3 separate regions of the Homo sapiens genome follow, and regions 1 and 2 are each linked to region 3. Evidence: chromatin loops called from intact Hi-C (ENCODE). Cell type or tissue: PC-3. All regions are shown on one strand. Links, peaks and the distances in the headings refer to the core of each region. The heading gives the core; the rest is flanking DNA.

The links. A loop is a pair of places that touch in the nucleus more often than their neighbours do. Peaks named below come from ENCODE experiments on the same cell type or tissue, not always from the same donor. Only the 100,000 strongest peaks of a DNase experiment are listed, where the experiment ranks them.
Region 1: it touches region 3 in a loop (7-fold over the local background); 2 of 110 quality-filtered maps call a loop at or near these places.
Region 2: a loop joins it to region 3, with 7 times the contacts of the local background. A loop is called at or near these places in 50 of 110 quality-filtered maps.

What each region holds. Positions count from the first base shown.
Region 1 is chr2:55,507,842-55,515,607 of GRCh38, reverse strand. No RefSeq gene overlaps it. Among named protein-coding and RNA genes, the nearest start is that of CFAP36, 8.0 kb to the left of the region's middle. In PC-3, for the core only: CTCF peaks have their summits at 3,702 and 3,907 (motif pointing right); a DNase peak (open chromatin) is centred at 3,917.
Region 2 is chr2:55,010,868-55,018,633 of GRCh38, reverse strand. All of the region lies in intron 3 of RTN4 (reticulon 4), which reads left to right. It also overlaps the pseudogene RNU6-433P. Among named protein-coding and RNA genes, the nearest start is that of RTN4, 36 kb to the left of the region's middle. RefSeq lists a silencer at 7,496-7,555. In PC-3, for the core only: CTCF peaks have their summits at 3,496 (motif pointing left) and 4,505; a DNase peak (open chromatin) is centred at 3,463; H3K27ac peaks cover 1,602 bases.
Region 3 is chr2:54,895,164-54,902,929 of GRCh38, reverse strand. It overlaps EML6 (EMAP like 6), which reads right to left. Exons shown (of 42, transcript NM_001039753.4): 21 at 7,530-7,657; 22 at 3,148-3,289. Among named protein-coding and RNA genes, the nearest start is that of EML6-AS1, 150 kb to the right of the region's middle. In PC-3, for the core only: a CTCF peak has its summit at 2,895 (motif pointing left); a DNase peak (open chromatin) is centred at 2,929; H3K4me3 peaks cover 543 bases; H3K27ac peaks cover 1,379 bases.

The sequences.
Region 1 (7,766 bases), core at 987-5,986, 610 kb before region 3:
CTGGTCTTACCCCTATACAGCCTATGTACTAATCTCCGTTTCTTATAAGCATATCAGTCATATTGGATTAAGGCCCCCTAATAACCTCATTTTAACTTAATTACCTCTTTAAAAACCTTATCTCCAAATATCGCATTCTGAGGCACTGTGGACTATCACTTCAGCATATGAATTTGAGGGTAACACAAATTCCACACATTAACAGATGGAAGAACTGAGTCTGTGAGGTCAAGTGTCTTGCCCAGGCTCAGAGCACAGTCAGGACTTGTTTTCTGTACTAGACACCTAAGCAACAAGGAAACTTCTAATTTTCACTTTCTGATATATCATGGAATTTTTTCCACATCATTGAAAACACTTCTACATAATCCTTTTTAATATTACCTAGTTTCCCATTGTGTGATCATAATTTATGTAAGCAATCCTGCATTGATCTAAGATGTTTCTTGCACTTTTTAAAAAAATATGCCTGGGAAACATAGCGAGACCCTGCCTCTGCAAAAGAAAAAAAAAAATTATCCAGGAATGGTGGCAAGCACCTGTAGTCTCAGCTACTCAGGAGGCTGAGATGGGAAGATTGCTTGAATTCAGGAGTTGGAGGCTGCAGTGAGCTCTGATTACACCACTGTACTCCAGCCTGGGCAACAGAGTGAGACCCTGTCTTAAAATAATAATAATAACAACAATAATAATAATTCTACTATGAGCACCCTTGTAATTAAATATTTGCCACTAACCTTTATCATTTTGTGAAGATGAATTCCTAAAAGTAGAATTGTTGAATCACACATTATGCGGCTTTTAAAGATACTTCTACTTACTTTTTTTAAGAGTTAAGTATTGCACCTCCTACAATAATCATGGTTAAATGTTAAGTAGTTATCTTTTTTATAGTAGTGTTTTATATTCATGAGTCTACACATCCATACACATGCACAGATATATCTCAGATAGTTTGGATATTGCAAAATTAATCAAGGAAAGACTATTGTGAATTCTGGAGGAGGCTGACTCATTAATTTCACGAGTGGATCTCCAACTCCAACACAATGTTTGGCACTGAGAAACCCTCATTGAATATTTGATGAATATCTGAATGATAATCTAAGAATATAGTGCCTTACATTTGCCTAAAAATAATCTATTTATCTTTGCTGCCCCTGGGAGAGATGGTAAAGTTGTAACTACTGCAAAACAGGATTTCATTTTGTTTTAACACTAACAAAACATGCTTACATTCTAGATCAGAGGGCTTAAAGTAACTATTAGCAATAGGCTTAAAAATACCCACACAATGGAAGTGTTATTTTAAAAAATAATTTATAGACCGTATAGAACGTCACTAATGAATTCAGCTTTCAAGAGCAGGAAAAAGGTCACTGCTTTAATCCTGTTAATTGCCTTTATTCTGGCTCTAGAAATTTTAGAAGTTCTAAATTATAAGTTCATTGCAAATATTCTTATTTGATTATTTGGCTCATATAACGGCAAAGGAATAGAGGAGGTTTCCATGGGTTGGCAAATAAATAATTACCTGTCATATTTTGAAATTCTCCCAATGAGTTGTTACCTTTTTCATTGCATTTGCAAATGTAACATCACAAAATTGCCATTGTTTTTTCAATTTTTTTGTTTTCTGTTTCTCATAATCTATAAAATATTCAGCAGCTCAATTTAAAATAGAGAAATAACAAAAACACATTAAGCTTTCAAATTGCAGCTAAACACATTAATTTGGTGTAAAATGCTATAACCTAAAATCCTTTCTTTCTTTACTCATTGAGTGCATACTATGCTTGAAGCATTAGGCTGAAAACATAGAACTACAGATGTGTTACATTCTAAATTCCAACTGTTTGACAATTTGCTTTTTTTTCAGGATAGAATGTGGTTTCTTCATCTCTAAATGTTTTGTGGGACTATTCCTGCATTTTGACTTCCCTTTCTTTATTCATTAAGGTTTTCCCCATTGTTTTATTATTTGATTTGTGTATAGGTAAATAATCATTCTGTCCGTTTTACTTTCTTCTCTTCTACCTTTTATTACTTACTGAGTTGACTCTTTCATGTGTCTTCCATTGTGTTTTCTCACCTATTTTCCTGATTTTTTTCCTTTTAAGTACTGTATTAGTGACTTTGGGGAGGACAACTAACTTATGGAAAATGTTTATGTCTACCTTAGCTCTAATTCAAGTTCTCTTAAAGGCAGCTTTGACCTAAATTAATGGACTCTAAACTCTTTTGATCAGATACTCCATCAATAAAAAAATGTTTGAACACTCCCCGTAATATATGAGTATATATTTATGTACAAATGATATACATGTAATATACATTTATGAATATAAATAATTATATAATGTATGATTTAAAAACAAAAGTTGACAATGGAAATTAACAAAGGATGAGATTAAAATATGTATGTTGATGTTCGCATACTTTTTCTCTGAGCATCAATGGATCATCTTGTGCACCCACTGTGGAGGCCACTAGCTTGGGCTTTATCCTTGTCAGACAAGTAAGGAAATCAATGAGTGTCCTATTTACTCTAGTCCCTTTTAGAATATTCTGGGGAAAATGATGATGATAACTTCAAGATTCATATTTGGAACCCAGGACATTGAGCTTAACAATAATATATGTGCCTTGAAAAAATCAAACATTACAGAACTACACAATGAAGAAAGTGAAAGTCTCCCATTTTTCTTACTATCTAAAGAAAACCATTGTAATTGTTTGGTTATTGGCCTCCACATTTTTTTAAATGAACATATTAACGTATATTATTATCTTCTTTAACCAAAATGTGGCCATTCTCATTTATACGAGTTGTTTCATTACTTAATTTTCCAAGGATATCTTTCTGTGTTGATAAAAAGAGATTTTCTTTTAAAAGGATGCATGGGCCAGATGCCGTAGCTCATGCCTGTAATCCCAGCATTTTGGGAGGCCAAGGCAGGCAGATCTCTCAAGCCCAGGAGTTCAAGACCAGCCTGGCAACATGGTGGAACCACCATCTCTACAAAAAAAACAATAATTTGTTGGGCTTGTTGGCTCCTGCTTGTAGTCCCAGCTACTCGGGAGGCTAAGGTGGGATGTTTGCTTGAGCCTGGGAGGTCAAGGCTGCAGTGAGCCCTGACTGCGCCAGTACACTCCGGCCTGGGTGACAGAGTGAGATCTTGTCTCTAAAAAATAATAAATAAATAAATAAATAAATAAAAGATGCATGTGTTCCATTGTATGATGTATCTTAACTTATTTAATAAGTACTTATTCATACTCATTCCCAATGTTTCGCTCTCATAAACAATGGTACAATAAACATTCATGTACATATATTTTTGCATTCTTCCCTGGGTGTTTTCATAAGATAAAAGTGGAATTCTGGGTGTAAGGATATGAAATGTTTTTGGAACAATAAAATTTTCCATTGGTATTACTTAATTGCCCTCCAAAAGATAGCAGTAATACCCTCCCCAAAAGATTGGCTGCTTATTTTCCCATATCCTCTTTAGCGCTAAAAGGTATTAGCGTTTCAATGTTCTTTTTGGTCTGGAATGAAAAAAAATTTTTACTTGTTTTAATTTGCCTTTGTTTAATTGTTAATGTGACTGAGGATTCTTTTATATATTGGTCACATATTTGTGGGAGCAATAATTTTTTGTTGTTTCTATTTTTAACTTTTCATTATGGAAATTTGCAAGCATACAGAAAAGAAACATCATGCTTTAAAAATTGTCAGCGTTTTTTGCCAAACCAAGACGTCATATTATTTTATATAGGAAGTAGGATTGGAAGATGTCATTTAATGCCCTTTTGACCCAGGCACTCACTCCTAATTCCTTGGCTTTCCATAACAAGTTGTGAACTGTCTTGCTGCAGTGAAAACGTAGGTGCTGATTTAGATCACCAGAGGGCAGACCACGGGAAAAAAGGGAAAAAAGGAAAGGAAATCAACATCAACCAAGATCCTGCTTCAGTGTGACCCAGAGGTCTTAGGGAGCTTGCTCTCCCATTAATATTGGAGAGGAGGGGAGATTAATCAGAGGCATTGTTTTAAACCGTAGTAATGCATTTAATTATCTGATAGTAATATATTTAATTATCTGAGAGTAATGTATTTTATTATCAGATAAAATATGTTTTCTCATGAATTTCTAATCATTCTTTTATGGCATCCAAAAATTATGTTTTAATTACAATTGCATCAAATCTGTAAGACAGTTTGAAAAAAAAAGGTCCTTATGATATTTATTTTTCCTGTTGAAGAATATGGTGTTTTCCCCATTTAAGTCTTCATTTGTATCTCTCAATCAGCATTGTAGTTTTCCTTATAAAGATCATGCATATCACTCATTTTGCTTGGGTGAGTTTATTTTACATACATTCTAATTGGGTTTTGATGATTTTACAGAAATATACTGATTTTAGCAGCATTAACATTTAATATCTTTTTTTTTTTTTTTTTTTTAGACAGAATCTCGCTCTGTCTCACAGGCTGGAGTGCAGTGGCATGATCTCGGCTCACTGCAAACTCCGCCTCGCAGGTTCATGCCATTCTCCTGTCTCAGCCTCCCGAGTATCTGGGACTACAGGCACCCGCCACCACGCCCGGCTAATTTTTTGTATTTTTTAGTAGAGACGGGGTTTCACCATGTTAGCCAAGATGGTTTTCACCGTGTTAGCCAGGGTGATCTCGATCTCCTGACCTCGTGATCCGCCCGCCTCAGCCTCCCAAAGTGCTAGGATTACAGGCATGAGCCACCGTGCCTGGCCAATATCTGTGTTCTTTTATTAATTATAGTAGTTATGAGGTGATTCTTTTTAATTTTCTTGCTATGCAATCATATATTCTAAAAAATATATATTTTTTGTTTTTGCCCTTCCACTGTTTCTCTTTTTTCTGTTTCGTATTTTATTACAGTCACTAAAGATGATAAACAATGTGAAATGTTTAATAATGATGATAAAGAATGAATCTTTAGGCCAGGCACAGTGGCTCACACCCTATAATCCCAGCACTTTGGGAGGCCAAGGTGGGAGGATTGCTTCAGCCCAGGAGTTTCATACCAGCCTGGGAAACATTTTGAGATCCTGTCCCTACAGAACATACAAATAAAATTAGCCATGTGTGGTGTGCATCTGTGGCCCCAGTTACTGGGGAGGCTGAGGTAGGTGGATCCCTTGAGCCCAGGAGGTGGAGGCTGCAGTGATCTGTGATTGCACCAGGGCACTCCAGCCTGGGTGTCAAAGGGAGACTCTGTCTCAAAAAAAAAAAAAAAAGACAAAAGAATACATCTTTACCAGGTATAACTGACTTTTTAAAATTTTTAAGAAAGGCTGGGCATGGTGGCTCACGCCTGTAATCCCAGCACTTTGGGAAGCTGAGCAGGCGGATCACCTGAGGTCAGGAGTTCAAGACAAGCCTGGCCAACATGGTGAAATCCCATATCTACTAAAAATAAAAAAATTAGCTAGGTGTGGTGGTGCAAGCCTGTAATCCCAGCTACTCAGGAGGCTGAGGCAGGAGGATCATTTGAACCTGGGAGGCGAGGGATACAGTGAGCCAAGATCATGCCACTGCATTCCAGCCTGGGTGACAAGAGCAAAACTTCATCTCAAAAAAAAAAATTGTAAGAAATACTCTTCATTATGCTTATTTTAATTTTTTTTTCACCCAGCCTGGGCAACAGAGCAAGACTCTTTGTCTCGAAACAAAGAAAAAAAAAGTTTTTATAGAGATGGGGGTCTCACTGTGTTACCCAGGGTGGTCTTGAAGTCCTGTGCTCAAGCAATTCTCCCACTTTGGCCTCCCAAAGTGCTGGGATTACAGACATAAGCCACCTTGCCCAGCCCAGGTTAAGGTTTTAATGTATTTTTGAACTGTTTGCTGGCATTTTAACTATTTTATATCTAATATTTATAGTAGGATTTGTCTTACTAAAATTTTTTGGTGTATCACATCTTTATTGAATTATAGTGTCAGAGCTATGTTTAGCTCATAAGAGAACTAGATAATATACAATTATTTTCTCTTTTGTTCCAGAAAAATATATAATGATTTTTATCCATGTCAGTATTATTTATATATTCCTAAGGCATTTCTGAAAAGAATGCTGTTTTTAAAATTTAAAAGTGGAAAATAAATAAATGTTTGTATCACAGTAGAGACATTTTATAATTCAAAACCCTTAACTGTTAATAGAGGTTATTTTTTTTCTACCCCTACATGTTAAAGAAGTGCCTACCAAACTCATCATAAAAGATTATTTCTGTCTGGGTGTGCTATGGGTTATACTATTATATAAAGCAGACAAAATCCTTTATTTTCCTCAGCTGTTCTGCTCAGTCACAGAAAGAATAAAATGATGCCTAGTTATTCAGCATCTGAAATGTTATACCAAGTCAAAAGTTGCTGCATATTTACTTTTCACAAGAAGCTATTGCATTTCTTAGGTGCTGGAAGATAATAGCCACAATAAGCCATTACATTTCTTACTAGCTTATAGATAATAAAATTCCAAGGAAGTCTTCCTTGGAAGAAAAAGGCAGTAAAGAATTTGACCCTTGTTTTATCTAGTTGTATATCTTGCCTCTAAAAGTAACTTTTCAAGCCAGCAAGGGTGTGTAAATAAAGAAAAAGAAAAAAAATAGAAGTAACTCATAGCATGGATAATTAAAAAGTAGTTGTGATAAACTTCCAGGTAAGTAATATTGATAAAGCTTAATTATGACCCTTTCACTCACAACTGGTCATACTCCATGACAGCATCAACAGAACTTTCTACCCTAATGAAAATGTTCTATTTCTGCATGTCCAGTGTGCTCTGTGTCCAGTGTGGCTCTTGAGAGCTTGAAATATGGCTTGTACAACTGAGAAACTGAATTTTCTTTTAATTTAATTTAATTTATTTATTTATTTTGAAATGGGGTCTTGCTCTGTTTTCCAGGCTGGGGTGCAATGGCACAGTCTCAGCTCACTGCAACCTCTGCCTTCTGGGTTCAAGCGATTCTCCTACCTCAGCCTCCTGAGTAGCTGGGATTACAGGCGTGCGCCACCACGGCCGGCTAATTTTTGTATTTTTAATAGAGACAGGGTTTCACCATGTTGTCCAGGCTAGTCTCGAACTCCTGACCTCAGGTAATCCGCCCACCTCGGCCTCTCAGATTGCTGGGATTATAGGTGTGAGGCACTGTCCAGGCCTATTTAATTTTAATTAATTTGAATTTAAGTAGTCACACGTGGCTAGTAGCTACCATATTGGACAGTGCAGCTTCAAAGTATGAAATTTACTCAGTATGAGTACATTAAAAACTTAGAATGTTTCACCACTAAACATGTCCTTACTATGCATACATAATTTTCATTTCTAATATTTTGACAGTTGAGAATCAGTATCAGTCTCTGCTCATGTCTCCAAAATTATTTATACTGGCATCTTAACAATTTGGTTTGACACTTACTTCCTATCTGAGCGTCCTTATTTTGCCATTCTGAGAAGGATCTGTTTTTTCCACCTTTGGCATTTTGTTGCTGTTGTTTCCCTTTGTTAACATTCTTTTAGCTCTGTCTGTACTTTTTGCATCTAATCCTACTGAATTTTTGCTATTTTTTTAATAGGTGATTTGGTTTAAATAATGGACATGAACATTTTGCCATGTATAAATTATGGATAATTATATCAAAAAATGGTCTTGGGTAAGCAGGAGAATCGCTTGAACCCAGGAGGCGGAGGTTGCAGTGAGCCGAGATCATGCCACTGGAC
Region 2 (7,766 bases), core at 2,622-7,621, 110 kb before region 3:
CCTGGTTCCTAAGACCACCAATACATTATTTATATCCAGTCCTTTAATACACCTATAAGAGTTTTAGAATGCTTTTTTCATATCACTATAATAAAAAAAAAACTTGATAAAAGAGTTCTGGATTGTTTGCAAATCCCTACTCTGCAACCCTGCCTAAGATGGAATGTATATAGTCAAATACATTATTCACAGATTACTTGTATTAGTTTGTTCTTTTTTCTTTTTCCTGCGTCCTTCTCCCACTGACTAATGGCTATGATATTCATTTGAAATACAATTAGCTTCATTTGTTTCAGTTCTAGATTTTCTTTCTCCCAGTTTTAGGTTTTTAACTGAGAATTTTAAAGTGTTGAGAAAAGCTGAATTCTTCTCATTTTATCTGGAAAGGGAAGACTATCATTTATGGAACATCTTCTGACCAACAAGCACTCTCACATATTTGTTTCATTTAGGTCTTCACCATAATCTGAAAGAAGGAACCATTTTATAGATGATAAAATCTAAGCCTAAGGATGTTAAGTAACTTTTTCAAGGATACCTGGTAAATTATGTAATAAGCACAATGTTTTTGAGCTTCTGCCGTGTTTCAGACATTGGGCTAACTTCTTATTTGTATTAGTTGTTACCTAGTTTCACAAGAATGAACTGCGATTCCAACTCAGGTTTTGTCCGTTCACAGTTATTTCCTGGTTTTGGAATAAGCAGTTATTGTCCTAACTTTAGCAGGCAATCAAGGTGCTACTGCTTTTATCATATATCTGTTGTGTTGAACCATTAGGCAATGTAAGACATTTCTTGACATCTTAAGATGTCAAGAAAGTTGGTTGCCATCTACATTTTCTCACATATGTAAGGATATTGGAACTAGGGTAACATTCTGTTGCTAGTATGTGGAGACTGAAAAACCCTACTTTGGACAACTGCTATCATCTGTTTATGTTGGTAGGCCATTGGTACAGAAAGGTGCTCATGTTTCCTGTCCAAACTGCTGAGATCTTGACTTAATGATAACTTAATATATGTTTGTTGGTTGCTTGTCACTAATGCACAGAGAATATTTTTAGTTCGTAATCGAAATATAGATTGTGTCTTGCTGAACTAATTGGAACTATTGGTAAGTGAAGTGTAAACCGACCATACATTGATTATTTGTTCATTATAATTAAACTATGTAATACCCAGGATTCACCAAGTAGTATTACCATGATCACTCACTTTAAAAGGGCTTGTTTGTCTAGGTAAATAGTACGAAATTAGCTTTGCAAACTTATATATGTTCATGAATAAGAACTTACATATGTTCATGAATAAGAATTGTTTTGATATTCTTACGACTTAAAATATTTTTCTGAAAAAGTATATATAGCCTTTGAGTTTTTTTACTGAAGTACTGTAGATACTAAGAGTTGATATTTTGTTTAAAATATATTTTTATTGAGCAAATAATATTTGGAAAATTTTGATGTAAGTTGGACTTTATTATGATAAGTAGTTAATCTTAACTGGAAGGCTATCAGTAGATGTACAATGTAGCTAAATTAGAACCTGACTCTTGTTAATAAAGGAAACGATTATATTTACTTTTTAAAAAGTGACATTGTTAAATTAGTGAGGATTTATTTAGTGCTTACTGTGGGCCCAATACAGATTGAAAATAAATATGTACCATAAAAAAGAGATACCTGCTAAATATAATGTGGTTAAATAACTTAATTTTAGGCATTTTACAGACCTGAGTTCTAATTCTGACCCTTTCACTGATTTAGCTGTATGACCCTTGGCAAATGTTTTAATCTACTTGAGCTTCAATATTTTAGTAATAAGGATTTTTTCTAAGGACTTGATAACTATCAGTGAAGTTAGAGCAACAGTTTATGAAGCAGTCTGACATACAATACACGCTCATTGTACAAATTTGAAAAATGTAGAAAAGCATTGAGATGAAAAAAATTATAATCATATTACCCAGACATAATCAATGTTTAATATTTTAGAATATATTATTCTAGTCTACTTTCAATGCACATGTGTTTTGTTTTTGTTTTTGTTTGAGACATAGTCTCGCTCTGTCACTCAGGCTGGAGTAGCAGTGGCGGGATCTCCACTCACTGCAACCTCTGCCTCCTGGGTTCAAGCGATTCTCGTGCCTCAGCCTCCCGAGTAGCTGGGATTACAGGTGTGGGCCACCGTGCCTGGCTAATTTTTGTATTTTTAGTAGAGACAGGGTTTCACCATGTTGGCTAAGCTGGTCCAGAACTCCTGACCTTAAGTGATCTGCCCACCTTGGCCTCCCAAAGTGCTGGGATTAAAGGCATGAACCAGCGCACCTGGCCGCATATGTGTATTTTTAAGAATGTAATAGTGTTTTATGAAATTGGAATCATACTCTATATATTGTTTATAAGCTTTTAAAAACTTTAGTAATGTCTTATATAATGCAAACATTTCCATGTCTTTAAATATTTTGCTGCTGATTTTTTGTACTTAGTGTTCCTTAGTATGGGTATAGTTTAACCAGTCACTTTGCTATTGTTGGACCCTTAGATTGTTCCTTTGTTATTGATAAATAATGCTATTAACCTCTTTATATTTAAATATGTCTTACATATCCCTGAATTATTTTCCATAAATCAATTTGAAATAAAAACCTAGGTTAGTGGGTATGAGCATTTATAAGGGTTTGTATAAAAATTGGCCACCAGAAAAGTTGTACTAATTTTTACCCTTTTATCAGAAGAAGAAAACACCCATTTCTCTACTTTCACCAACAATTCATATTGCTTATTTTTTGATAGATAATATTTTTACATTATACAAAATGCAGAAAGTACAGTGACAGTCACACTTCTTCCTCTCTCTCTGTTGTCCAGCTGCCTAGTGCTGTTTCCTAGAGTTATCTACTATGACTCGTTCCTTAAATATTCTTCTGGACATTCTGTACTAGGTATTTTTTAAAAGCCCTTTACCAGTTTGATAGGTGCAAGTAGTACTTGCTTTTTTGATCTTTGATTATTAGTGAATGTGAACATGTTGGCAGTTTGTATTTCTTCTGTGATTTTTGCTTGTTCATACTCTTTGCCCATTTTTAAATGTAGGTGTTCATTTTTTTCCCTGATTTTATGAGAGTTCTTTACATATAAAGGATGTAAACTCTTGTGTTATAGTTTTCCCTCAGTTTTCTAAAAGATTTTTAGTTTACATTTCAGTGGACATTTTCAGTTTTCACAAAGGAAAATATATTTTTTATTTACTTATAGTTTTAATTTTACACTTAGTTCTGATCTATTTAAAATTGATTTTGGATTCCGATTAGGGATTATTTTGCCCCACGTATTTTTTTGGTGTTAGAGTTGTTTTCCTATTCCCATACTCTGATCTAGCTGCCTAGGGCCAGGCAGCAATCTTGTGGAAAAGCCAGAAAGTTAATGTTTGCCAGATTGCCTTCCATGAACTGGGCAATCAACTGTAGACTACGGGTGTTGGTGCCATCTAGTGTTGCAGATGGAAGATCAAGTCTGTGGAATGATCTATAATTGACTATGTGGAATAAATTCAGTTGGACAGAGAAATTTAGCGAGCTGTGAATATCGTTTTGCACTAACAGATGAGTTTAAAATTTTTATAAACAATTTTGAATATTGACATCTTGTACCAAATCAAACAAATGCTTTAATCATACTACTATAAACATTATGAAATGACCTTAAAGATTCCCCCCAAACCTGGATACTTAAATGAAGACATTAAAGTTTAAGAAGATCTGTTTAGGGCCTAGTGACTATTAATTCTTGAATTCAGAATTTAAAAATGCGTGCTTGAGGCCAGGTGCAGTGGCTCACGTCTGTAATCCCAGCACTTTGGGAGGCTAAGGCGGGCAGATCACGAGGTCAGGAGATCCAGACCATCCTGGCCAACATGGTGAATCCTCGTCTCTACTAAAAATACAAAAATTAGCTGGGCTTGGTGGCACGCACCTGTAGTCCCAGCCACTTGGGAGGCTAGGCAGGAGAATCACTTGAACCCGGGAGGTGGAGGTTGCAGTGAGCCAAGATCGTGCCACTGCATTCCAGCCTGGTGACAGAGCGAGACTCTGTCTCCAAAAAAAAAAAAATGCTTGCTTCAGCAGCACATACTAAAATTGGAATTATACAGAGAAGATTAGCATAGCCCCTGCACAAGAATGACGCATAGAATTTGTGAAGTGTTTCATATTTTTATATAAAAAATTTTTAAAAATGCTTTGGGTGTTTAAGAATATTTGTATGTTTTAGATTATAATGTAAGAAGTTAGCATATTAGTTTTCATAAATAGTGTCACTTTCAGTTTATGAATTTTAGTATTCATTTTTGGTACCTTATGTTAAATTTTTTATAGACTTTAAAATGCTCGTTGTTTTGCTATTTTAACTTGTACTGTCATTCATTTTCTAGACTAAAATCTTTTTCCAGTTCTTAAGATTTAATTCAGTAATGTTGAAGTGCTGTAATTTAGTCCATAGAGGGCATTATATTACAGCATATGGTAGGGTTTTAAAAATTAACTCCTTTCAGTATTGAAACATGTTAATTTCATACCTTTGTGTAGCTCAGAATAGTTAAATTTTGAAATAAGCTTAAAACTACTGTGTAGCTATAATTGTTTCTTATTTTTTAAAAAACATGCCTATTTTCTGTGGCTGGAAAGTATAAATTATTTTAGCTCTCAAGAGCAGTGTACATAAGCAGTCTCTAACTTTCAGAGTAGCATTTTCAATCCAAATGATTGCTGCTTTCCCACCCTCTTTCCCTTGCATCTCTAAATGTTGTAAAGAAAAACGAAGCAAAACAAAAACCTGAGTTTTTCCTGGGTGCAGAAGTAGAGGAAAGAAAGAAATGGAAAAGGAAGAATGTCTTAGAATAAGAGCTGGCTGGGGTGGACTTAACACCTTGCCTAGTGCTGCCTGTTCTAAAATCTAAAATATAACTTTCTACTGTCTGAAATCTTGCCAGTTAGATACCACCCCCCCTACACCCTCCCCCCCCCCCAAAAAAAAACCCACCAAAAAACATACACACAGTTTCTGAGGTCATAAAAGAGTTTCTTGTTTAGTAGGAATTGATTTATGCGTATTTCCTACTTAACAGGTAAGTGCATGAAGGAAACGAGGGTTTGGTCTGAGATGTGAGAAAAGAAACCGTGTAGGTAATTTTACAGCATATTACCCTTTAGAGCTTATCCCTTCATAAGATGCAAAGGAAAGACATTATGGATATGTATTTGGGCAAGTTTTCATCTTTGATTTTTTTGTCATGCTTGGGAGAAGGGGATACTGGGGACATGGACATTGAGGAGTGGGAAATTGCCAAATATGAACTTTGAACAGTTTATTTCAAAAGTTCTGTATAAAGCTGATTTTGAGTTCAGGAAAAGGAGAATACTTTTCCCCTCTTCTCCCCTCCACAAACACACAATATGAAATAGGGCTTAGAATTCATACAACACTTTTATTGGCTTGCAGTATAAATAAAGGAGTTTTCTGTGGCCTCTCCTTTGTGAGCCTTTGCTTTTATGGGAAAAGAGGTTCCTGTCTCAAATAGTCAAAATGCCATTCTGCAAGTTGAGACATGTGCTCTACTTGAAAATTGTCCTCAAAAGAATTAATTTTTTTAAAAGTTAGGTAGTTGAAGGAAAACAAAATAAATGAAGATAAGTTTTTAACAGATTTATGTCCTTTCTTTATTTGACTTGTTAAGTTGGGGTTCATTGTGGAATAGGACCTATAAACTATGCAGATGTACATTTTTCTCAGCTGGAAAATAATAGAACTATACAGCAACGACAATAGTTTGTGTATGAGAGGGGGCAATTCTGTTTAGAAAGATTGGGTTATTGCCTAGAGTTGAAGGACTTAATATATGAGCTTTCTTAGATGTGCCTTACTTGTCTTGTTGCTTCTTAGTTTGATTGTTATTTTTAGCATACTGATAAGTAAATAGCACTTACATAGTGCCTACTTTTTGTCAGGCAATGTCCTAAAGCCTTCTATTTTTAGTAGAGATTATATGATTTTCATAATAAACATAGCCCATCTGGCTTTACATCTTTAACAAATTTGTGTCATATCAGTTTTTCAGATTTAAGCACTTTTTTGCTTAACTTGCCAAACTTAAAACAAGTCTAGTTGAAAAACTTTGTGAGAAAGAACTGGGCAAAATGTCAGTTGATTTCCACAAGCTAGTTTTCCTTGTACACTTACAAAGACCATAAAAATTAAAGAAGTAGATGTCACTATGTAGGCTGAAATGTTTACTAAACTTCAGGGCTCCTATTTTGACTTTTTAATCTGTCAGGGGTGCTATTAAGTATGTTTAATGTTTAGATGAGTGGGTATGTCTTATTACACATTCTTGCCCCTCTCAGACTTTTTTCTTTAATTGTTAAGCCAAATCAAGTACCACGGAAGATACAAGTAGTCTTAAGTGCCGAGTAACTTGATCACAGTAAAACTTTTTTCTTCTACTAGTGAAGTAATCTCTGACTTGAAAATAGTGTTTGAGTACTATAGTTGAGTGTTTTATTCTAATGCTCGTTATTTATTGGCTTTCAGTTTTAAGGGACTTGTTATTAGAAAGTCAGTATTTTGTATTTACTAAATAGTTTGAGATTCTGAATGTTGCGTGGAGAGGCCAGACATTTTCAGGCCATGATATGGCTTGCTGACCGGGTTCTCAAATATCACATTATGCAGGGGTTCAGTGAATAAAGTTTAAAGTTAAATATTAACTCGAGCTGAGAATACTGGGCTCTTTTAAAAATTACTTTTCTTTATTTATGTTTGGAGTTAGAGAGGCAGATAGGGAAATAAATGTGTCATTGATATTCAAGCCACTTCCTTTTTCCCCTCTCATTTTCCTAATTTTAGTTCTTTCTATGTTTAAGTCTTACATGTTTTGTTTTTAGTTTTTTTGGGTACATAATAGGAGTATATATTAATATCAAGCCACTTCTGATATTAAGGATTTTGCAGCCCACAGATAGCAGGTTCCAGAAAATATTATCTCTATTTCATTTTAGCTATACAGTCTTAAGTATGTATTTTTGTACATAGGCTACGTATCTTATAGTATTTTCGCAAATTGCATTTTAAAATATTTTAGCTGATTTGTTAGTGCCTTTTCTGCTTAGGCAGATATAAGTATCAGGTGAATTGATTGTGGAACATAAGTAGAGACACTGCATTGGAATGAAAATCAGTTTTATAAAGTTGAACACAGATTTTAAAAATGCTGTACATAGATTTGTTTTTATATTTTTCAGTAAAATTTTAGGCCAGGTGTGGTGGCTCATACCTGTAATCCCCGCACTTTAGGAGGCTGAGGTGGGAGAATTGCTTGAGCCCAGGAGTTTGTGACCAGCTTGGACAACACAGGGAGACCTCATCTCTAAAAAAAGTGTAAAAATAAAAAATTAACTGGGCATGGTGGCACATGCCTGTGGTGACTGAGATGGGAGGATCTCTTGAGCCTGGGAGGTTGAGGTTGCCATGTGACCAATGATTGCACCACTGCACTCCAGCCTTGGTGACAGAGCGAGACCCTGTGTCAGAAAAAAATAAAAAATAAAATAAAATTATAGTTTGCTTTTATGTCATTTTCCCATGGCAGATTATATCATTAGCCCATGAATATATCTCCCCAAGCTAAGAATCTATTAATACTGTCTGTAGAGGTGTCTAATAAATATTCAAAGATTGAGTTGGAGCAGATGATGATTAAGAGTAAGTGTA
Region 3 (7,766 bases), core at 1,021-6,020:
TTAAATTGACACTACACTTGTGAGAACTAAAACTTCCTAATTTAAGACACCTCTTGTCTGGGCGCAGCAGCTCATGCCTGTAATCCCAGCACTTTGGAAGGTCGAGGCAGGTGGAACTCTTGAGCCCAGGAGTTCGAGACCAGTCTGGGCCACATTCCGTAGGTTAAAAATTAGTTGAAAAGTTATTTTTTGTAGAGGCGAAACCCACCCTGTACAAAAAGTAAAGAAATAAGCTAGGTGCAGTGGCTTATGCCTGTAATCCCAGCACCTTGGGAGGCCAAGGCAGGTGGATTGCTTGAGCCCTGGAGTTCAAGACCAGCCTGGGCAACGCAGCAAAATCCCATCTCTACAAAAAATACAAAAATTAGCCAGGAATAGTGGCACATGCCTGTAATTCCAACTACTCAGGAGGCAAGGTGGAAGGATCACTTGAGCTTTGGAGGTGGAGGGTGCAGTGAGCAGTGATCATGCCATGGCACTCCAGACTGGATGACAGAGGGAGACCCTGTCTCAAGAAAATAAAATTAAGTATCTCTTCTCCCCAAGTCCAAGGAAAAAGATCATAATATCAAAAATACATTTTCAACTTCCATGAGGTTTATTCATTCATTTATGAGTATTTAAATACCTGGGGTTTCCAAAAAATAAGTGGGGTAAATGGAGAAAAGGAGTATAGGGTTAATAGGACCAGTATCTTTGCTTCGAAGAAAAGAGGTAATATTTAAGAATAGGAGTTCTATAATAAAATTTCCAGAAACCATTTTTTTTAAATATTAAGCCTTACATACAACTTGCTTTAGAGGACCTCATTCTTTTAGTTGCTCCAATTCTCTGATCCACGGATTGTAATGTATAACTCTAGAGGTGAAAGATGTTGTTCTTGCCTCTTCTGTCACGCGAAGAATGGAATCTGAACATTCTCCCAAGGGGTTTCTGGAAAACTAATTGGCACTAGGGTGATGGTGCTCCATGAACCATGTTCTCTACTCCTTTGTAGGGTCACAAAGACATTTCTGAATCAGGAGCATGGACTTTGCAAAGGTATGTCTAAAAGGAAACTGATTCAAGAACATGCCTACCCTCTGCCACCATTCTTATTGTCGAGCGTTGTAAGCACACCCCAGGGATAGGACAGCCAGGTGGCCTTGTGCCAGGGCATTTAATACCGAGCCTCTTTACCAACTCCTCTGTTCATGGTATGCTGAAAGCTGTGTTCATGCTCAAAACTGACGTGCCAGTACTGAGACAATGAAAATACAAGCCTGCCCTTGAAGAGCATCATCAAGATTAGGTTAATCACAATCTATCGTACAGACCAAGACACGTTTGAGAGTGAAAAGGAAAGCTATTAATAATTATACCAGAACAACAGGGGTAAACTGGGTTGAATGGTTATCCTATCTAAGATGGGTCAATAGTTGTTCAACTAATTTTTAACTTAGAGAATAAAGTCCATTCACTGACATTCAAGTCCTTCACAGTGAGGACTTGGCCTATCATTCCCCCGATATAAACTAGTAGCCAAAATGATTCTAGCCTGTAGTGATTACGAGCATGGGCTTTGGACTTAGATTTGGGAAATCCTGCCTCCACCATTTACCAATCCCCAGGAGCCTAGTGTAAAGACAGGCAACACGGCAGAGGGAAATAGTGTTAAGCAGTGGCCACAGGTGTGTTCTCACAGTCACACTGCATGGGTTTGAATTTGGTTCCATTACCTACTAAATGTGCAAACTAATTAAGCTTCCTGTGCCTCAGTTTTCTGATTTGTAAGTGGCAATAATAATAGCCTTACTCATGGGGTTCCTACAAAGACTACATGGAAAGAGCTGGCATAGTTGTTGGCTCAGCCATATTAGCCACCATCACTATTGTTACTACTGTTTTGACACCTTTCTTCATTTTATTACCCTAGAATACAATCCTCATGTCTGCTTATAAAATTACTCAGTACAAATATTTTAGGGTCAGACCTCAATTTCATCCTTCCCTCTTAAGAACTTTTACAGATCCTTCAAGCCTCAGCTCGTCACCTCTCTGATGAAGCATTTCCAAGCAGTAGATGTCCTCTGAGGCTCCAGGGTACTTTGTGCCAAATATCTTTAGTTTGTCCTTTCACATCCCCTTTTTGCCCTTGTCCACCCTGCTCTGTGCCTGAAGCTGGTCTGCATGGAGAGCATCAATGGGCTCCCTTGTCCTCTGGTTTCAGGTTGACTTTGGCCAACGGGGAGCACTGGTGGGAAATTAGAGAGATGGAGGAAGAATAGGGAGGCCGGGCCATTTATTTCCCTGGCTGCCTCCCGCAGGGTCACTGCATGCTGGCAGAGTCCCCTGCTATCAGTCGTGGCTTCTCTCAGGCTGCCATCTCATGTGGCTCTCATATTCAAGGTTGCAGCAATTGTCCTCTCCTCCTGTCCCTTCAAGCCCAGGGCCAGTGAGAGCAGCCGCCATTACTAGCTGCATAGTGCTGCACTATCCCTGGTCATTTCCTCATACCTTCCCCATCCCTTTATATAAATAGTCCCATTTTAAAGACTCTCCTCGAATTACCCAATTTGAATGGATATGTTGCTGAGACTCTGTTCAAGTCCTGTCTATCTCTGACACTAGAGATGGGACCATTCATCATGGGATCCCCTGTGCCTGCCACACAGAAGCTACTTAATAAATGTTTGCTGAATTTGTACCTCTCAGTACACCTCATAGTTCTAGTGCATTTAGGTGTTCAAGACATATTTACTCATTTCTTAAGTATTATATTTCTATATAATTGATGTTTGTTTTCAAGTCATAAAATAAGTTCTGGAGACTGTTACAAAATAAATAGCATTCTTTAAAAGCTGATGAATTTCAATTGACTCCCACAGCTCTCAATGAGAAGAGGAAGGACATATTGCCCCCAGGTGGCAAATATCTGTGCAGTGCAAGGAAAATGAAGTGAAAAATGGAGCTGGATTAGGCCAGCCTTCTGGCATAATTCTACATGTGCTTAGTTATGACTGTAGCAACCAATATAAAATTCTCATTGCCCAGCATATTTATGGGCATATAACACGTGCCCTCAGTAAATATTAACTGAGTGAATAAATATGACACATTCTGTTACTTGTAAATACTCTGACAGATGTGTAAGGTGGTGTTATGTACCTTTTTTGAGTTTCCGTACTGCCAGCATACGGTGCTGGGCAGATAGTTCCCAGATGCGAAGTGTTTTATCATCGCTCACTGTTGCACAGATGGGCAGGAGAGGGTGAGCTGCCAACCCCCACACTTCTCCTTCCATGTGCCCCTGTGGGAGAGGAAAAGGGGCAACATAAACTCTACTTATGCTGTTTGGCTAGCCCTTCTTTAGCCTGGTGCTACATATTCAGTCCAAGAGTACCACAAAAAAGCACAAATAGGAATAAACACACTTTGAGCTTCCTTGAACCAAAATCATCACCCGAAATAATTTTTTCATTTAAACTTGAATCTACAGCTAGACCTACACGATGCTAAATCATTCATTTGCAAAGCAAAACATGAACTCATTGCTTATTGGTTTTGTTTATATGATGCCAAACATCTTTCCATTTAGAAACATCCAGGTAAATGGTGAAATGCCTGCTTTTCTGTTGTTTCATACTAAATAAACATAGTATATATGTACCCTCCTAGTAAAGCAGCTTAATCACAAGGACACAAACCACTTCCTTCAGTTAAATCATATTCTAAAAGATGCAGGTACGACCCATTCATGTCAGTGAAATTGAAGAGCAATATTCTAATTATTTATGCAATTTTAGTCCTTTGAATGTGTAGCATTCGGCAGAGCAGAAGTAAAGGAAGCTAAATTTTCATTTCAAGCGTCCTCGGTGTAGCCCAGGTTCTGCGTCTGTTCACAAATTGGTCTGTCCATGTGCCAACAATGAACATCAAAAACTGAAAGGTGCTTAATAAGCACTGGACCAATTCCATGTATCTGTATCTTATCACAAACACACTTGGCTGGCTTAGAATAATAACTAAGAGAAAGCAGTATTTTTTTATAACGAACACTTAACAGGGAGAAAATGAATTTGATTCTCATAATTTTTCACTCTATAATGCAGTGTGTAAAGATTAGTGCTACAGAGCAATAAAACAGACCAGATTAACTGTTTACTGAATTTTGGCTTTTTAATGGCTAATTACAAAAAGGCTTTGCTTAGTAAAGCAAAAAGGAAGCCCACACACAGGCATCTGAAAGGTGTTTGTAGCTGGAATGCTTTGGGGAACAGGTGGCTTTCCAAAGAGAAATTGGATGATTCCAATTTAACTGAGAAGCTATTTGAGCAAAACAGTAATTTGGCAGAAGATGTAAAGTTCCAAATACAACTGACATTCAAATATGAGAAAATGAGGGCTGAAGGATACAGACATTGTTTTTGAATTTATTGGATTTGAGGACACCCTACATCCCCGGTTTTCTAGCCTTCTCTTTGGAAGCCTCCCAGCCCCAGAGTCACAGTCAGGGTACAGCTCAGGGGTCAACCTCACATCTTCCCAGACTGACTCTGCTTGAAGCTCTTCTATAGACTGAGCCCCTTTGTGTATTTTAGTTAAGAACAAGATTGTGGGACCCAGAGATCCTTTTAAACCACTGCCTTATATTGACATCAAAATTGTATTTCCTTAATCTGTTTATTTTAATCCCCGTGTAACACAGGATCGGACAGTAAGCGAGGCAGGCTTGAAGGACCTTGAATGGCTCAAGGAAATGGGCTTAGGATCCTGCTTTGCTGCTGATCACCCACAAAGCTGATCATAAACAGCTGTACAACTGCGAGCTGACTGCTTCAAAGCACACATGACGGGAAATGCCACAACCCATCACCTGCCATTCTCCCCTCCCCCAACCTTATTTTCTCTTAAAAAATAAGCAGTCTATTCCAACTGTGATTGGATTGCCGTGCCACCAAAACCGGCAAAGTGGATCTAAAATCTTCTTCCGGCAGGACAGCCCATCGTCTCACTCACACTGCCTCTACAGTTCCTTCACTTTCCCTTGCTGTCTCTATCATCTCTCAGAACAGGACTGTGACACGGTCCTGGGCAAGCAGGAAGCCCTTATTCCACTGCACATATACACAGCACAGAGCAGACCTGGGCAGGAGCCCAACAAACATTGACTGAACTGAAATAATGAGATCCACCTAAGAGGAAATAGCAAATGAGAGAGCAGAAGACGAAAAAAAGATGCTGAAAAAAAAAAAAGGGAGAGAATGGTACACATGTAGGTGGCAAAGATGGTAACTAACATCTGGTCTGAAGCTTCCAGCAGCTCAACCAGCCACCCCATAGCTCAGGGGCTTTCCTGAAGTGTCCAAGCTAAGAGATGTGGGGAACAGCCTGGTGAGGTGAACAAGGGCTCTGGCAAACCTTGGTTGGAATCCCAGCTCTGCAGTTCTTAGCATGTGACTGTGGGTAATTTTCTGGGCTTTAGGTCCCTCATCTATAAAACAATGTAACAGAGCCAATCTGTTGTGGAGATGAGACAAATGTCGTACAACGGTATTGCCTGACACAGAGTAGGTGCTCAATATATGATTGCTGTGGTTATTTTTCTTATTAGAGCAATAGAAACAAACATAGGAAAGAATAGAATTGTAGAGAATTAAGAAGTGAAAAGCCTTGGTCAAGCATAAAACATATTTAAACCAAACTACCTCAAGTGTAACAAAATAAGAGAGAAAACAAAGTTTAGATCTTACAGTATTATTTAAATCATATTGGGGCATAAATCTTCTAAAATATCTAGCAATATAGCATACATGGAAACAATTTACATTCTCAAACATTTGGAGATTAAAAAGTAAATAAATACTTTTCAGTAAAATTAAATTAGAAGTTATGGCCAGAAAAAAAAAGATTTAGTTTGGAAGAAAACAACAAAAGCAAGAACAGCTGGAGAACAAAGACCTCATTGCCTCAAGGATGCATCTCCAGCCTAGTTCTCTAGCCTGGCTGCAAGGCACGACCAGCTGCAGAGCTTTCGAGGTTTGTTTTTAACATAGATTTTTTCTTTTAAAAACACAGACTTGTTCAGGATATCCAGGGTGGGATTTGGGCACCTGTGTTTTTAAAGCCTTGCAGTGTCCTGAGCCATAGTGTATATGCACATGTGTTTCCATGATACAGTAAGTCAGAGGGACCCTCTCAGTGGGATTTGGGGATTCACTCGTAATACAGCAAGCCTGCAGGCATCAATCACTCAGAGATCAAGGCAAGGAGGGGAAGCTCCTGCACTGGAATCTTGGAAGTTCTGACTGCTCATATGATCAGTGCATTTTCTTTTCTCTCCAACTTCTGAACACACATCCTTCACCCCTCACCATGCCTCTTCCACCTAAATATGGTCTTATCCATCACCAAACTGGGCAGGACTACCTAACGCACCTCCACATCCTACCACATCCCCATCCTTGAGGTGAGATTTTATCATTTCTTGGCTCCTAAAAGGTTCTGTTACATTTATTTTAGTTCAATTTTACCTAAATATGACTTTTGAGGGAAGACAGGGACTAAGGAGGATGCAATTTGCTTATGTGGACCAAGGCTGAGACTATAGTGAGGCCCACATTCCAAAGGGGCACAGGTGCATCTGGCATGTGGGGAGCAGGTAATTTGTCTTGTTCATTTTATGGACGGACAGATTGACAGGACTTACATCTAAGGCACTTCTTCCACACCTGGACCCAATTTAGATAATGAGATTCTGGACTTTGAGCAGATCCTGTAATGTGATAAGGCTCTTGGGGACCTTGGAGGTGGAGGTAAAGGATTCTGTATGTGGTAGGGACATGAATAACTGGTGGCCAGAGGGTGGCCAGTGACGGTGACCCTCATACTCCTCTTGTGTTTTCACACTCTTGCATAATCACCTCCCTTTGAGTGTGGTATGACCTGTGACTTGTTTCTAACCAACAGCATATGGCAAAGGCAATGGAATGTTATGATTCCACATATGTGATGACATAATTATGTAACATAAAATTGTAGTATCTATTTTTTTCCCCTCTGTTTTTGGCTTTGAGAAAGCAGCAATGTTGGGAAACCCTATGTGGCAAGGAACTGTGGGCAGCCTCTGGGAGCTGAAAATGGCCTCTGGCCAACAGCCAGCAAGAAAAAAAAAAGCCTTTAGTCCTACACTTACAAGCAACTTAATTCTGCCAACAACATGAGTGAGCTTGGAAAAATCTTCCCCAGTTTAGCCTCAGATGAGACCATAACCCTGGCCTTTATTGCAACCTTATAAAACACTAAGCAGAAGATCCAGTTAAGCTGTGCTCAGATTCCTGATCCACAGACACTGTGAGAAAATAAATGTGTGTTGTTTTAAGCTGCTAAGCTTGTGGCAATTTGTTACACAGCAATAGGTAACTAGTTCAACTCTTGTGCAACCCTGAGAGTGAGTGCCTCCTTAAGTTTTGCAACCTAAGCATCAACTTTGCCTCACTCTAGTCCCAGCCTTGATGTGAACTGCAGTTTAGAATACATACAAACAGTACCTGAACAAGCAGTGTCATTGGGCCACTCTTATCAATTTCCAGAATCTCTCCATTTTTTGTTCCCACCAGGATATGTCCATGTCCCAAAGTGATGGCACGAATTGAAGGGTTATCTTCCAAAAGCAAGCCTGGGGAAGGGGATGGTATATTTAACACAATAACAAAAACAACTGCTTATTAGTATAAATTCAATTTTTATAGCTCCAAAGAACTAGGTACTAGGCAGTCAGCCTTGAC